5 separate regions of the Homo sapiens genome follow, and regions 2, 3, 4 and 5 are each linked to region 1. A link is a contact called in ENCODE Hi-C or POLR2A ChIA-PET data. All regions are on one chromosome and are shown on one strand. Each heading gives the region's core, a stretch centred on a gene start or an enhancer-like site at or near the end of the contact. The rest is flanking DNA. Distances are from core to core; before and after follow the strand shown. Region 1 holds the start of AKNA (AT-hook transcription factor). Region 2 overlaps PALM2AKAP2 (PALM2 and AKAP2 fusion). Region 3 holds the start of TXN (thioredoxin). Region 4 overlaps PALM2AKAP2 (PALM2 and AKAP2 fusion). Region 5 overlaps PALM2AKAP2 (PALM2 and AKAP2 fusion).

Region 1 (2,700 bases), core at 138-2,637:
CATCCCTGGAGAAACTGGCCCCACAAGGAAGTAGCAGCCACTGCACCCTCCTTCTGCACATCTCCTTCTTACACCCAAGCCGCCACTGCCCCTGCTCTCTCAAGGGTCTAACAGACCCCTGAGGTGTCTATCTTCAGTTCCTGGGTGGGATGGACTCTTCTTCCCCACCACCCACACAGGGCTTCTCCGCCCGCTCAGTCATTCCACAGCCAGGGACCCTTCCCTTTATGGCTCAATCCCTCAGAACTGCCCAGACGCCCAGGCTCTCCTTTGCCAGCACAGCTACGCAGCCCGCACAGCCTCCCCGTGCCCTCTGCAGCCCCTTCCCATCCAGCCAGAGCTGTCCAGGGTGCCACCCTGCTTCTACCCCCACCCACACCCTGACACCTCCCAGATGAAGACACTGAGGCACAGAGACATGGCCTGCTCTCACAAGACCTCACAGCCAGGAAGCGCAGACAGAGGATTCAAAGCTGGGGTACCGCAACTCTGAAACCAAGGCTGTCAGATGTGTCAGGGAGATGGGGAAGGAAGACCACCCCCCAAATCAGTAACCAGACCTTCCAAAAAGGCTCAACCATACCCCCACCCACCTGCTGGCAGGGCACAGACTTGCTGTTCTCAAGGGGTTCCCACCAGCTGTGTGGACTCTAGTCCCACAAGGAAGCACCAGCCACTCCCTCTCTGTGTCCTCCCTGCCCCCAGCCCGCTCCAGCAGCAGAGGCCGAGGAGAAAGAGAAACGGTGCCCTGGCTGTTGCCAGCTCTGGTCTTGCCATCCTCAAGAGCTGAGCTGGGTCTGCTGGTCCTCGGACTGTCCTTGGCTCCTCTCCTTGCTCTTACGCAGCTGGCATAAGGGGCCACTCCTTCAATAGGGACCACCCCCCGGCGCCGTCGCTGCCTCCTGGCCTGCTGCCCATGCCTGCATCGTCTCTGAGACCCCTTAGCAACCAAGGACACTAACTCTCCAGGTGCAGACGACGACACCCCAGGCACAGAGATGGACCCGCCTACCCAAGTTCACAAGAGATCAGAATCAGAGCTAGGACTGGAATCTAGCATCCTGAGGCTTGACGAAATCCTCCTTAAATCCACCCTTGCCCTGGAGGCCGGGATCCCCTAAGCCAAGAGAAAAGCGGTGCAGCTCCAGCAGCTGCAACTTCCTGGCTGGGCTGGTCCGGCTGCCTGGACTGTCCCGGAGAGTCTGTGACTGGCCCGTCCAGAAGGAAAGCGGCCTCCCGGGCCCTCCTCCGTTCCAATCCCTTACCTCTCTCGGGCTCCACCACCGTCCTGCCGACCCAGTTTCAGGGGACCTGCCTGTGAATTCTTTGTTCCAAACCCAGGGAGCCCCCTGTCTCCATTGCGCCCTGGCCCACCTCCAGGCCGTTCTGCCAGCCCAAGCTGCTGCTCACAGACCAGCATCGCTCCCCACCTCTCCCCGCCCCTGCCGTGGTTGAGGCCGCCTCGCCTCGGCAGGAAGCGCCCAGCCTGATTTCCTACAAGTGTTTGTCAGAAGGAGGGGGTTTGTCTGCGTGCAGAGCAAGAGCTGGAGGAGCTTAACCCCTTGCAAGCCCTCCGCAGTCAGCGCTGCCCAGGAAAGGACTCAGGGAACAAACTCCTGACGTCCTGGGCTTGGGATCATCTCAGCCCAGGCCCTGCAGGTACAGATGGGGAGACTAAAGCACAGAGAAGGTCAGAGGCTTGGCCAAGGTCACACAGCATGCTGTAGCTCCTACCCTCTAGGCCCTCTTCAACCACGGCCTGACCTTAGCCGAGGCTCCTTCCCTCACTAGGCCTCAGGGCCCATGTGCACGGTGAGAGCTCAGACTCAACACCACTCCTGCCCTTCCAGCTCTGACTCTGCCAATGTGCAACCTGAATCTCAGGGAGACCGTGGTGATTCCTGCCATCTCAACCCACCGTCCTCACCCCGAGGTGGTCCTGCAGCCAGAGTGGGATGTTCGGGGCAGCATGGAGGTGTGAACCTGGCGGATCAGGTAAACTTTCCCTTGTTGTAAGAACCCTCCAAGGGTTCACCAGATGTTGGGAACAGATCGATCCTGATGGTCAGTCGAGCTATCTTTCCTCAAGCCCCACCATCCCATTCCTTCATTCGTAGGTACTCACTGAGCTCCTACTGTGTGGCGGGTGCTTTTAAATCACCTGGGAATATGGCAGGGCCGAAGACAGGCCAGTCCCCTGCTCTCCACTCTAGCAGAGACATGGACAATAAGCAAGCACATGTATAATTTCAAGGAGAGAGCTGTGAACAATGAGACTGGGTGACGATCCGTGTCCCAGGCCAGGTGGCACTGAAGCCTGGGGCTCACCCCAGGCCAACAGAGTCAGTCTCTGGGCATCAGACATTTTAAGTGTCCCAGGTGACTGGCCCTGGTAGAGAACACATGGGGCCAAGAGTAATGGGTTGGAGGAGAAGGGTTATAGGACGGTCAGGAAGGTCTCTATGAGGAGGTGACATTCAAATAAGGCACTGGAAGGAAGAGGGGTCAAAAGCAAGCCACAAGAAGGTTTGGGGCAGAGTGTTCTGGGAGGGCAAGTGGAAAGGCCAAGGTGGGGGAGCCAGCGGGCTTTCCCTGAGAACAGCAAGGCCTGTGTACCCGGGGCAGAGCGAGTCAAGCGGGAGAAGCAGGAGCTTCACAGAAAAGCGGGCACAGGAGCACAAGAGGCTCCCAACACTGGCC
Region 2 (2,700 bases), core at 156-2,655, 4.4 Mb before region 1:
AGAGGTGGCAAAGTGTTAAATGTTTAGCAGAATAGCTCAACCCTGGAGCCAGGTACCCTGCATTTAGTACTGCTAATGTTCTAATACCAGTACTGCTGCTTATGAGCTTGTGTGACCTTGAGTGAATGACTTAATCTTTCTGTCCTGTTTCTTCCTCTATCACATAACAATGAATGACAAAGTAGTGCCTCTCTCACAAGGCTGTCATGAAGGTTAAAGGAGTCAATATTTGTAAAGATCTTACAATAGTATTCAGCACAGAATATATGCTTGCTATTTTTTATCTTTTAAATCTGGATGGTTGGTACGTTGGTGTCTGTTACGTTATTTTTTGGTGTTTGAATATTTTAAAGCATGACCTTAAAATAATGTACTTTCAAAACAGTCTTGCTAAGCAGTGCTTCTTAAAGCTTAACATGCATGTGAAATGTTTGGCAGTCTTGTGAAAATGCAGGTTCTGGTTCAGTAGGTCTCAGGCGGTACTCAATGGTCTGTGTTTGTAGCAAGCTCCCAGGTGGTCTGGTGCCGCGGGTCTGCCGGCCACTCCTTGAGTAGCAAAGTTGTTAAGGAACGGAGTTCCATCACGGTGTTTCTAGGATTGTTCTGGTTGTCTTTTGCCACATAACAAATCATCCAAACCTAGAAGCTAAAACGAAAATGATTTATGTTCTATGCTGTTGTTGTTATTATTATCTCTTGCAGTTCAGCTATGTAGTTCTTGGGATCTGTCACAAGCTGGTGGTTAGATGTAGCTGGGGCAAGAGTCAAGAGTCATCCTGAAGGCTTCCTCCCCCTCGTGTCCGGTGGTAGATGCTGGCTGGCTGTTGGGACCTCAGCTGGGGCTGTCAGCGAGAACATCTCCCCAGGGCATCTCCATGTGGCAAGGGGCTCTTCACAGCTCAGCAGCTGTATCTCAAGACAGAGAACCAGGCAGAAGATGTATTACCTTTTCTTGCCCAGCCTCCAAGTCTCACAGCATCGCTTCTGCCACCTTCTATGTATTAGAAGCAAGGCACTAAGGCCAGCCCATATGCAAGGGTAGCGCAGTGAGACTCCGTGTCTTTTTTTTTTTTTTTTGAGACAGAGTTTCATTCTGTTGCCCAGGCTAGAGTGCAGTGGCACGATCTTGGCTCACTGCAACCTCCACTTGCTGGGTTCAAGTGATTCTTGTGCCTCAGACTCCCGAGTAGCTGTGACTACAGGCAGGCGCCACCACACCCAGCTAATTTTTGTATTTTTAGTGGAGATGGGATTTCACCATATTGGCCACGCTGGTCTCAAACTCCTGAATTCAGGTGATCTGCCCGCCTTGGCCTCCCAAAGTGTTGGGGTTACAGGCGTGAGCCACCGCACTTGGCTGAGACTCCATGTCTTGAAGGGAGAAGTGTCAAAGAATTTTTAGACATGTCTCAAAACCACCACAATGGCCTGCTTAAGGAAGCTCTGGGAGGAACAGAAAGTGGTGGATGAGTCAACCAGGGAAAGTTGACTTTGTTGTGTTTAAATTTGTGGGTTTGGGGTACCATGAAGACCACTTGAAGTTATTCTCCAACAGGCAGGATGGTGTGTGAGTATCTGAGTATCTATCTCTCACACCAGATCATAAGCTTCTTGAAAGCAAGGACTTGGTCTTTTTCTCTGCAATAGTTCTGGTGTCTACCACAGTGCTTGGCACACAAAAGTGACCCAAACAATGTTTGTTTGATGAGGGAATGAATAAATGAATGAATGAATGAATGGTAAAGGATTTAGGACTGAGGCTGTGTGGTCTGAAGAAGAAAGGATACTGGAATTCTGGAAATCTCTCCCAGAACAGTCCTCTCTGGCACTTCTCCCAGGGAGAGGGACTCCTGCATTTGCTCAGAGGCCACCATGGCCCTGGGGGTCTGGCCTGCCTGCTTTGCAACTTGAGGCCCTCGCGTACCCCATAGGCTGTGGAAGGCCTGGATCTGCTGGGAAACCTCCTTCTTCCACTAAATGGAAACTGGAATTCCAGGAGAAAGCAAAAATCAACAAGAGCTATTTTGATTATAATGATATCTCATTTCTAAGCAGCTCTCTCTATTTCCTGTTTATAGCCCAAACTGAGAGCAGAAGCGACTAGATCTCTCAGTGAAAGGTTTTCTCCGAAGACGTCTAGCTATATCATCAACAGGAAACAGTACTCTCCCAAGACAAAAGTCCCTGTCTCTGGCCACTCTGTTGGGTTTCATTGCACCCTACAAAGGGAGGTGGGAAACCTGGGTTTCTGAAAGAGGCCCTGATTTTGTGTTAGCCTTCAGCATCTACCACTTGTACCCAGCTCCCAGTCCCCCAAATTTCTGGGGACTCCATGTGAAATCAATGCACAGGAATTGTGGGGGGAAGCCCTAAGGAGTCCAGCCGCGATTTTCAGCGCGATTTTCAGGGCAGCTACATTTCACTTCAAAACTCCCAGTAAGTCTGCCACTAAGACCCCTGGAAAGGCTGGCTATGTCAGCCCTCTGTCTTCATTAGAAGAATCTCAGGATTTCTTCCAGTGACAGAACATGATCCTCAGATTCCAGGGAGTGACCCCAGACCCAGTTCCTCTCCGGGCTATAAAACTGTGGAGTGTGACACAGACAGAGAGACTGTGGTAATTTAGAGACTAAGAAAAAAACTGACTAGAAAGCAACTGAACAGAACAGCTGCAGGAATGTAAAATGCAAGACCCTCTGA
Region 3 (2,700 bases), core at 102-2,601, 4.1 Mb before region 1:
CCCACCCGGCACCAAACAGGTCAGGGCACCCGAGGCGGGCGAGGACCCGCCCTCCTCTGCTTCCCGCAGGTAGGGAGGGGTAATCGCAGGGTAGGCGCTGGCGAGGGGTCTTCTACCGTTCGAGCAGTATCAATTTCCTCCACTCACTTTTCTGACGCTGCATTTAACAAATATTTCTGGAGTGGCTACATTGGACTAGACACTGCGCGTTAGGCTCTGGGTTTCCCAGTCTACAAGGTTTTAGGCTTGCAATAACTTTCAAACATGGGAAGGCTGTTTCGCCTTGGGCATTTTTAAGAGGACAAAACAACGATCGGGATACCGATAGGTCGGCGAGCAGGCAGCAGGGCGCGGCTGCTCCCAGGAGGAACCCTGGCTCCAGCAAAACCCACCGACTGAGGGTGAATCATGGACGGGCAGGGCAGCCGAGGCCCCCGGGCCCAACCTTGGGGACTCAGTCATTCCAAAGCCACTGCTGCCGGAAACGCGCCCTGCGCCACAGGAGTCCCGTGGGCGCGGCCCGGACCTCACTTCCTCGCGGTCACCTGGGGCCCTCGGGCCTCCTGGACAGACCTGCACGTGCCAGGGGGTCTCCAGCCGCAATCCGCCCCCTTAGTGCGGATACAGCACGCGTCACCTTTGGGGTCGGGCATGGGTGGAGGCAGGCGGGGGTCTCCGGCCTAGACCCGCTCCCAAAGGGAGATCACTACCCCCGCTGCGGGTGGATCACTTCACATACGGAAAGGCAGCGGCGGCCACCGACCCGTGCCTTCTGCAAGGGCCCTCCCTATCCTTGCCTGGGGCCTGAATCTGGATACAGATGGGGGGCCAAGGGCGGACCCCTTCCATTCCCTCATCTTCCTCCAGTCGGGGCTGCCCGGACGGGAGGGTGCAGGAGGCGCAGCGTGGGGACTCCTCACGCTGTCTGCGCTCTCACATCCCCCGGACGCTCCCCGCGTGCGTGCAATCCCCCGAGGAACAGGGTGCGAGAAACGCTGGGCACCGCCACTCCGCCCTCCAGGGGACCCTCGTCCTTCTCCTCCCTTCCTCCAGGGCAGGCTCCACCGCCTCGGGCGCGCCCAGGCCGCTGCTTCCCGCAGTCCCAGGCCGAGACGCCGCGTCCCTTTCCCCTGGCGATGCGGAGGGGCGGCCTCCGCACCTCCCGCCACCGCCTTCCCCACCTCCCGCCACCGCCTTCCCCAGTTACAGAGGCCGCGCGCGGCGCCGGCACCCTGGCCTTCCCCGGTAGCGCGTACCTTGCTCTCGATCTGCTTCACCATCTTGGCTGCTGGAGTCTGACGAGCGGCTGTAAGGACCGATGGAAATGGATCCAAAGCACCAAACAGAGCTTCAAGACTCGCTGCTTGCTCTCTCCCTTTATAAACTGGCACGCCCGGCGTGCGTGTGGCGGGGGCGCGCGCGCCCGGCCGGACCTCCGCGCCCGTCGCTGCGCCCCGGCCACGCCCCGCCCCTGGAGCCTGCGAGCCGGGATCGGGGCGGGGCTGGCGCAAGCGTGGGGCGGAGCTCCAGGGCTTCGGCTCCTGTAACCCCAAGCCCAGCTCGCACTCCAGCTGGAAGTGGGGATCAGCACTGCGCGTGACGGTGGGAGGCGGGGAGACGGACAGTCACCCCCAGAGACACAAGGTCCCTCCCGGGTCACCTGGGGATGCGTCCGCCGGGCCTGAATCGAACACGCCCACGCTCGAGATGGGGACCGCCCAGGCAGGGCTGGATTCCTCGAAAAGGGCCGCCACGCCCCGGCCCCCCCAGCCACGTGAACCCCACAAAGTGCTGAGTAACGGTGACCGGGAAGTATCTCGGTGTGTACGTCCTTGCCTCCTCTCCGGAATTTACCGTGACCGTTCTCTTCTCTGTAACCTCCTTCTGTTCTTTCATTTTCACTGCTGAGCCCGCTGCTCCAGCTTGACACAGCGGTTTAGTGCGGTAGAAACGACCGGGGGACTGGTTGGGCTCTTGACCATCAGACAGCTGCGTGTGAGATGGAAGTGCCACTGGGTTGAGCTCTGCAACTTAGTTACGCAGTTGTGACCCTGGAAAGGTCCTGACCTCCTGAAGTCTCAGTGTTTCCTTCTGTAGAACGGGAATCATGATGGTCTCAATCTCACGGTGGTGGTATTTTGAGGGTTAATAGTGCTTGCAAAGGACGGTGCTTGGCACATAGTAAACACTCCATAGATAGTTCTTACTGTTCGGTGTCTTGCAGGGACTGATTGGGCCTGGCCACCTTATACAGCATTTACAATGGCACAGCACGCACACTTGTGTGAGATTCTTCTAACAGAGGCAGACTCCTGGAACAGAAGTCGGAGTTTGCATTGATCCAGGAATGCCTGTTGCAGGTTATGTCTGGCAGGGCTGGGGATTGTGGAAGGTGGGTATGTTAGCTGGCCTTGTGGAGCCAGGAGGGCCTGTCAGCGGCTGGAAGTGGAGGTTGAAAAGCTGCTCACAGGAACGAGAGCTAGAAGGCTGGGAGGGAGAGTCCCAGGTCTGTGTTTTCAGAGCTGAGCTGTTCCCGATGAAGCTGCAACTAGGTGTGATTGCCTAGGGGTGGTGATACTGCTGCCTGGCTGCCCCCTGAAATCCCTGGCTTCCTTCTTTCACTCTTTCAGACAGAGGAAGGGAGGAAACCAGAGGTTTTGAATCTATTGTGCAAAGTTTCTAGGGGGCTGAGGAGCACGG
Region 4 (2,700 bases), core at 175-2,674, 4.2 Mb before region 1:
CTGTGGTATTCTGCAATTTTCACCCCATTTCTTATCAAACTTCATTTATTTATGTCGGTATGATCTCATGGATTCCTGTGATATTCAATGGATTCCTGTGATATTCAATGGATTATAATCCATTTCTTTTATTATTTTTATCCGCAACTTGTTCAGTTACAGCTCACGGGAGCCCTTTCTGGCTAACTTGTATGTCCTTTGGAGATGTCCCCGTTTTCCTTTGAATGCTTCCTCAATTTCTGGCATCGCAAGATATTCCAGTTTCATCTTATACTTTCCCAACCCTGAAATCGGTCGTCTCTCTGAAGAGCACTAGTTTCTGATGATGGAGAATGGTATTTAGAAACAAAGATCTGAGTGCTAGCTGTGCTCATTGTTATTGCATTGTCACTAGCCCCAGGCACTCTCAGTGGACAGAATTAGAAATTACACACATCTCTCTTGAAAACCATGAGTTTGCCCTGATGCTTTTTAATTCTTATTTAATAAAAAGTTCATTCATACTTTCTCCCTTTCCATATTTGTGACCACCTTCTTGACAAAAGATACTTAGTTTTTATTATCTGTAATATGTTTATTATTTAACTAGCCCTCCTTCCCCCACACTCCAGTATAACCAGTCTCCTGTTTTCCTCACCAAACTTGGGCTCCGACATCATTTTCCAGGTGGCCACTGCCACGACCCTTCACCAACACCCTCCTTACCCTCCCTGGGCTCCAACACTACAGCAGGTACCATCTTATTCAGCCTGGCCTAGTGACTTTTGGACTGAGTTGTTTGGGAAGGAAAGGAAAGGGAGGAAGAAGAGGAAGAGTGCAGTGACTTTCTTAATATATGCCATCAAATTGGTGATAAAGTTTCAACAAATGAATAATGGGGGGGCGGGCACAAACATTCAGACCGTAGCATGAGTATTTTCAGGCTTCTCTGTCTCTATCTCTTAATCGAACCCCTCACCATATTACCTCCAACTTTATTTCTAGCACATAAACAACTGTCTAATATAAAGACATTTCAATGCTTTCTCCTGATTCCCCCACCGGCTGTTGTCCATCAGGCTTCCCCACCAGGACCGAGGTTGCCTTAAACAAGTCAGCATCCTAAGGCTTGCCACTGGCATCCCAGCAACCCAGTATCAATCTCCCCAGTACTTCCCTCTATGCTAATGCTGATCTCTTCTCCCATATCCCACCCCCATAGGATTGATTTCTGGTCCCTACAAGGGGATGGTAATTCATCCGTGCAAGTCTGTTCCAATCTTGATGTCGTATTGAGTACAATCATGATAATGATATGCATACATGTCATTCCTTCATGTTTATCTCTAGAACATTTAAAGCAGGCACCCGGGCTTCCCAGAATTACAACATGAGTTGAAAGAAACGGAATGTAAAATACAATTTTCTTCCTGTTCATGCCTGGAAATCTTTGGAGTATTGCTTGGCTGGCCAACCTCCAAGTTCATGATCGGGGAGAAGGCTGACACGTGACTCTGAGCAGCCAAACTAGACAATTCATGGCTAGGGTCAGAACTCCTGGCTTCAGTGGTTTTGTGAATGGAGGTGTTACCAAGTTCCTGCGGCACATTTCATATTTCATGCCAGAAGAAGTGACTCCACTAGTTTGTTGTGTGACTCAGATTGATGATTGGATACTAGGTGATGAAAAATATAATTTTTAACTTCTCTGGTAGAAATCATGCTGGTGGCATGCTGGAATCCTAAAACCTTAAAGCAAATAAAATCCACTGAGAGCCAAGATGTGGTAAGGAAGGAGAAATCTTCTAATTCTTTCCATACAAAAGTTATCTAGACAGAAACCCCATCCCCCTGGTGTGGAAATGCTATTTGTTTTTGCTTTTAGTGCTTTTGCTTTTAAAAGATGGACAATGAATGATAGAAGTTCTGTTTTGAAAAGGATATAGTCATTGTTAATGACCGGGTATCTAGAAATTATCTTGTTGGTTCTTATTTTACTTTTTTTTTTTTTTTTTTTTTGAGGCAGAGTCTTGCTCTGTCTCCCAGGCTGGAGTGCAATGGGGCAAACTCGGCTCACTGCAACCTCCACCTCCCAGGTTCAAGTGATTCTCCTGCCTCAGCCTCCTGAATAGCTGGGATTACAGGTGTCCATCACCATGCCCAGCTAAATTTTTTGTTTGTTTGTTTTTTGTATTTTTAGTAGAGACAGAGTTTCATCATGTTGGCCAGGCTGGTCTCCAACTCCTGATCCGCCTCAGGTGATCCGCCCGCCTTGGCCTCCCAAAGTGCTAGGATTACAGGCATGAGCCACTGCACCTGGCCCTTATTTGACTTTTAAAGGAAGAAGCTCCACTTAAATAGAATTTGAGTGACATTTGTTTATACAGAGGTGAATAAAAATGTATAGTCCCTGCTCTCAGGGAACTTAATGGTTCAGTAAGAGAAACAACATTAAACAAATGAGGCAATTTTATGACAGAGAAGCACAGAGACCTGTAGGAGCACAAACAAGGAAGACCATATCATTTGGAGGATAAAGAAAGTCTTCCTTCCTTAGGAAATTACTGTCTAAGCTGAGAACTGAAGGGGTAAAGTTGGGCTCAGGGTGTAGGGGAGAAGGAAGGGCACCTAAGAGAGGCTCAAAAGGAATAGAGAACTTGGCACATTTGAGATATTTAAGAGTAAGTTAATGGAAGAGATTTAAAACAAAACAGAAATAGA
Region 5 (2,700 bases), core at 132-2,631, 4.5 Mb before region 1:
CAAATGTCACTTAAGCCAACGCTCCTTTCCTTTTTTTTTTTTTTTTTTTTTTGAGACAGGGTCTCACTCTGTCACCCAGACTGGAGTACAGTGTTGTGATCATCACTCACTGCAGTCTTGAACTCCTGGGCTCAAGTGATCTTCCCACCTTAGCCTCCAGAGTAGCTAGAACTAAGGGTATATGTCACCATGCCCAGCTAACTTTTTATTATTTGTAGAGGTGGGGGTCTTGTCTTGCCACGTTGCTCAGGCTGGTCTCATCCTCCTGGGCTCAAGCAATCCTCCAGCCTCAGTCTCCCAAAGTGCTGGGATTACAGGCATGAGCCACCGCACCCAGCCCTCCTTTCCCTTTTAGGGAGTTGTGTGGAAGTCCCTTCGGATCATTTTTACTTACATCTCATTGGCCAGAGCTGTCCCATGGCCAGCTTTATCTTCAGTGGAAGCTAGGATACATAATTTTTTTCAGGTGGGCATGTTGCCATCCCCAACCAAATAAGGATTCTGTTAGTTTGGAAGAGGGGGAGAATAGATATTGAGAAGACCACTCAGCGTCCCCACCACACACTCCCAGGCAGAACCAACTATTCTACAGCATGTTGTTCTTTCCTCTATTATTGCTATTTTTGGTTTGTATTGTAATTTATGTGTTCACATGGCTGTTTGCATTACTTGACCAAGAAGTCTCATGAGCAGACACTGTGTCTGATTTATTTCTCCATCCCCAGTGCTCAGCATAGTGCCTGATACAGAGAAGGTGTTTGCATGAAGTTAGATGGATGAATGTCTAAATAAACTTTGAAATAAGAGCATGATCGATGCACTTCCCAGAGCGAGAGTTCCTTTCTGTTTTCTTGTGAGGATGATCTATTGGGGTTAGGTACATTTTATAAGACCATTTGGCCATGATTGCAACCTCATCTCCAGTAAATTAAACCTACACAGCTGCAGTGTGTCACCTTTCCTTATGGCTTATTACAGTTTGCTTTTTGCTCAGAAGGAACTGAGCAAGCAGGTTAGAGGCTGTTATGTGCACCTGCCACAGCCTACGGATCCTCAATTAACCTTGCGTGTAAATTACACTTCCTGCCCATTCTTTATTTTTAGCACAGCAACATCTACTTGGCTCTTCCAGAGAAGACTGCATTAGATTTCAGTCATGAAACTACAAAACAGTGGCGTCTGCAGCCTGGCTGGGATGACTGTTGTTAACCCCATGACACTCTGTTCCTTGCGAAGCTGCTTTGCCCCAGGACTCAGGTTTTCCTGAGAAAGAGAGCAGCCTGGACTGACCACACCCTCAGAGCCTGGCCCAAGGCCACATGTGAACTTATAGAAAAATCTGCTATTGGATCTGACATAAACTCTCCATTTCCTTCATTCATTGCATTTGGGTTGAAACTCAGTTGTTGTTATCACAAAGGTTTCATTTCGTTCCTTTTTTTTCTCTCCCTCTCTCTTCGTTCCTTCTCAGTTACACAGTATCATGACCCAAATCTTTAGCACCTGAACCATATAGCGCAGAGCCTTGAAACCCATAGGGCCAGGGCACCCCGTGGAGACAGGCCAGCCAGTGGGCATCAGGTCGCAGAGAATTCTTAACCACTTAAGGTTGCTTCACTGGAAGAAGTGAGTTACTGAGAGACAGCCATTTTCGGTTTTAGTCAGCCATTTTTATCACGATCTTGTTTGTTTTAGAATCCCCTGTAGTGCCTAGCTCGGAGTCCAACCAAACAAGCTCCATAAATGTTGATTTTGAATTTAAATAGATGTTGGGGTGCTCCCATTTCCCCTTCACTAGACACATGGGAAGCTGAGGCCCTGGCCCCTCTTTCATGCCACAGCCTGGGAGATGCTGCCTTCTCAGCAGAAAGCCTCAGGAGGTATTTTGAAAAGGGAATTTGTTGTTTTCATTCTGGTTAGATAAGTTACAAACTAATTTTTTAAACTGGGAAAATATTGAAAATTGTTTTTTAAAAATGAAATCACCTTTAATTCCATTACTCAGAGACAACTATCACTGACATTTTTCTGTTTTTTCAGTCTTAATTCTCATGAAGGTGTGCCCTGTTTCCCTCCAGATTTCTCAGAGGATTCAGGATTAGGGAAGGGAGGAGAGGGTGCCTTATGTTCTTTCTAATCGTTTAGCTTTGGGTATTATTGGGATATATATAAATACATTAACACACATATAAATATATGTGTATATATATTATATAACTGGCATATACATTATTGGGATATATATTAGTAGGATGTATATATATATATGTGTGTATACATATGTGTGTGTGTGTGTGTGTGTGTGTGTGTGTATATATGTAAAATGTATACACACTTCTATTTGACCTGTACCAGTTCATTATTACCACAATAATGCTAACTAACACGCCCTCAAATTCAGTGGCTTAAACCCAAAGTCATTTATTCTTGCCCACACTTCTGTGAGTAGGCTGGGTATTTGCTGATCTAGGCTGGGCTTAGCTGAGTGGCTCTAATTTCAGGTGCTTCTGAACTATATAGCTGAGAGCCCTGAAACCCATAGGGCCAGGGCACACTGTGCCTATCTATGGGTTTGCCTCAGGTCTATTCCATGTGTGTTCTTTCTGTGGTCCAGGCTGAAGGGGCAGCAGCTGCCCAGATAAGTTATTGTCTTGGCATTGGAAGGGGTGCAAGAGGACAAGCTCAACTGGGCAAGCACTT

Evidence for each region. A loop is a pair of places that touch in the nucleus more often than their neighbours do. ChIA-PET counts read pairs that join two places held with the same protein, here RNA polymerase II (POLR2A). Pooled maps may share reads with other maps.
Region 2: a loop to region 1 is called in a pooled map, with 3 times the contacts of the local background. The contact joins the enhancer-like site here to the promoter of AKNA in region 1. A Hi-C loop is called at or near these places in 1 of 168 maps with a recorded cell type or tissue (B cell) and 3 of 50 pooled maps. POLR2A ChIA-PET finds 5 or more read pairs at or near these places in 1 of 52 experiments (B cell).
Region 3: a map of naive thymus-derived CD4-positive, alpha-beta T cell shows a loop between it and region 1 (17-fold over the local background). The contact joins the promoter of TXN here to the promoter of AKNA in region 1. A Hi-C loop is called at or near these places in 1 of 168 maps with a recorded cell type or tissue (naive thymus-derived CD4-positive, alpha-beta T cell), 3 of 37 single-sample maps with no recorded cell type and 12 of 50 pooled maps.
Region 4: a loop to region 1 is called in a map with no recorded cell type, with 6 times the contacts of the local background. The contact joins the enhancer-like site here to the promoter of AKNA in region 1. A Hi-C loop is called at or near these places in 1 of 168 maps with a recorded cell type or tissue (OCI-LY7), 3 of 37 single-sample maps with no recorded cell type and 6 of 50 pooled maps.
Region 5: a map with no recorded cell type shows a loop between it and region 1 (6-fold over the local background). The contact joins the enhancer-like site here to the promoter of AKNA in region 1. A Hi-C loop is called at or near these places in 1 of 37 single-sample maps with no recorded cell type and 2 of 50 pooled maps. POLR2A ChIA-PET finds 5 or more read pairs at or near these places in 2 of 52 experiments (OCI-LY7 and activated B cell).

Annotation. Positions count from the first base shown.
Region 1 is chr9:114,386,595-114,389,294 of GRCh38, forward strand. It overlaps AKNA (AT-hook transcription factor), which reads right to left and starts at 1,388. Exons shown (of 22, transcript NM_001317950.2): 1 at 1,266-1,388. It overlaps LOC124902253 (a long non-coding RNA gene), which reads left to right and starts at 1,456. Exons shown (of 3, transcript XR_007061742.1): 1 at 1,456-1,659; 2 at 1,851-1,995. RefSeq lists enhancers at 51-200, 1,015-1,750, 1,221-1,350, 1,391-1,680.
Region 2 is chr9:109,966,351-109,969,050 of GRCh38, forward strand. The region is part of intron 6 of PALM2AKAP2 (PALM2 and AKAP2 fusion); the gene reads left to right. Among named protein-coding and RNA genes, the nearest start is that of PALM2AKAP2, 190 kb to the left of the region's middle. RefSeq lists enhancers at 448-547, 1,228-1,277, 1,288-1,407, 1,798-1,867. Within about 2 kb of position 1,406, at least 9 of the 41 ENCODE cell types and tissues checked have a DNase peak (open chromatin) inside an H3K27ac peak, as active enhancers do; they include B cell, where a contact is called at or near this core.
Region 3 is chr9:110,255,156-110,257,855 of GRCh38, forward strand. TXN (thioredoxin) reads right to left here and starts at 1,352. Exons shown (of 5, transcript NM_003329.4): 1 at 1,257-1,352. The coding sequence starts at 1,280. RefSeq lists enhancers at 544-873, 1,616-2,700, 1,744-1,943, 1,984-2,033 and silencers at 944-1,193, 1,364-1,603.
Region 4 is chr9:110,140,092-110,142,791 of GRCh38, forward strand. The region is part of intron 8 of PALM2AKAP2 (PALM2 and AKAP2 fusion); the gene reads left to right. Among named protein-coding and RNA genes, the nearest start is that of C9orf152, 67 kb to the right of the region's middle. Within about 2 kb of position 1,425, at least 11 of the 41 ENCODE cell types and tissues checked have a DNase peak (open chromatin) inside an H3K27ac peak, as active enhancers do.
Region 5 is chr9:109,917,455-109,920,154 of GRCh38, forward strand. The region is part of intron 3 of PALM2AKAP2 (PALM2 and AKAP2 fusion); the gene reads left to right. Among named protein-coding and RNA genes, the nearest start is that of PALM2AKAP2, 140 kb to the left of the region's middle. RefSeq lists enhancers at 1,065-1,114, 1,355-1,524, 1,635-1,704. Within about 2 kb of position 1,382, at least 7 of the 41 ENCODE cell types and tissues checked have a DNase peak (open chromatin) inside an H3K27ac peak, as active enhancers do; they include OCI-LY7, where a contact is called at or near this core.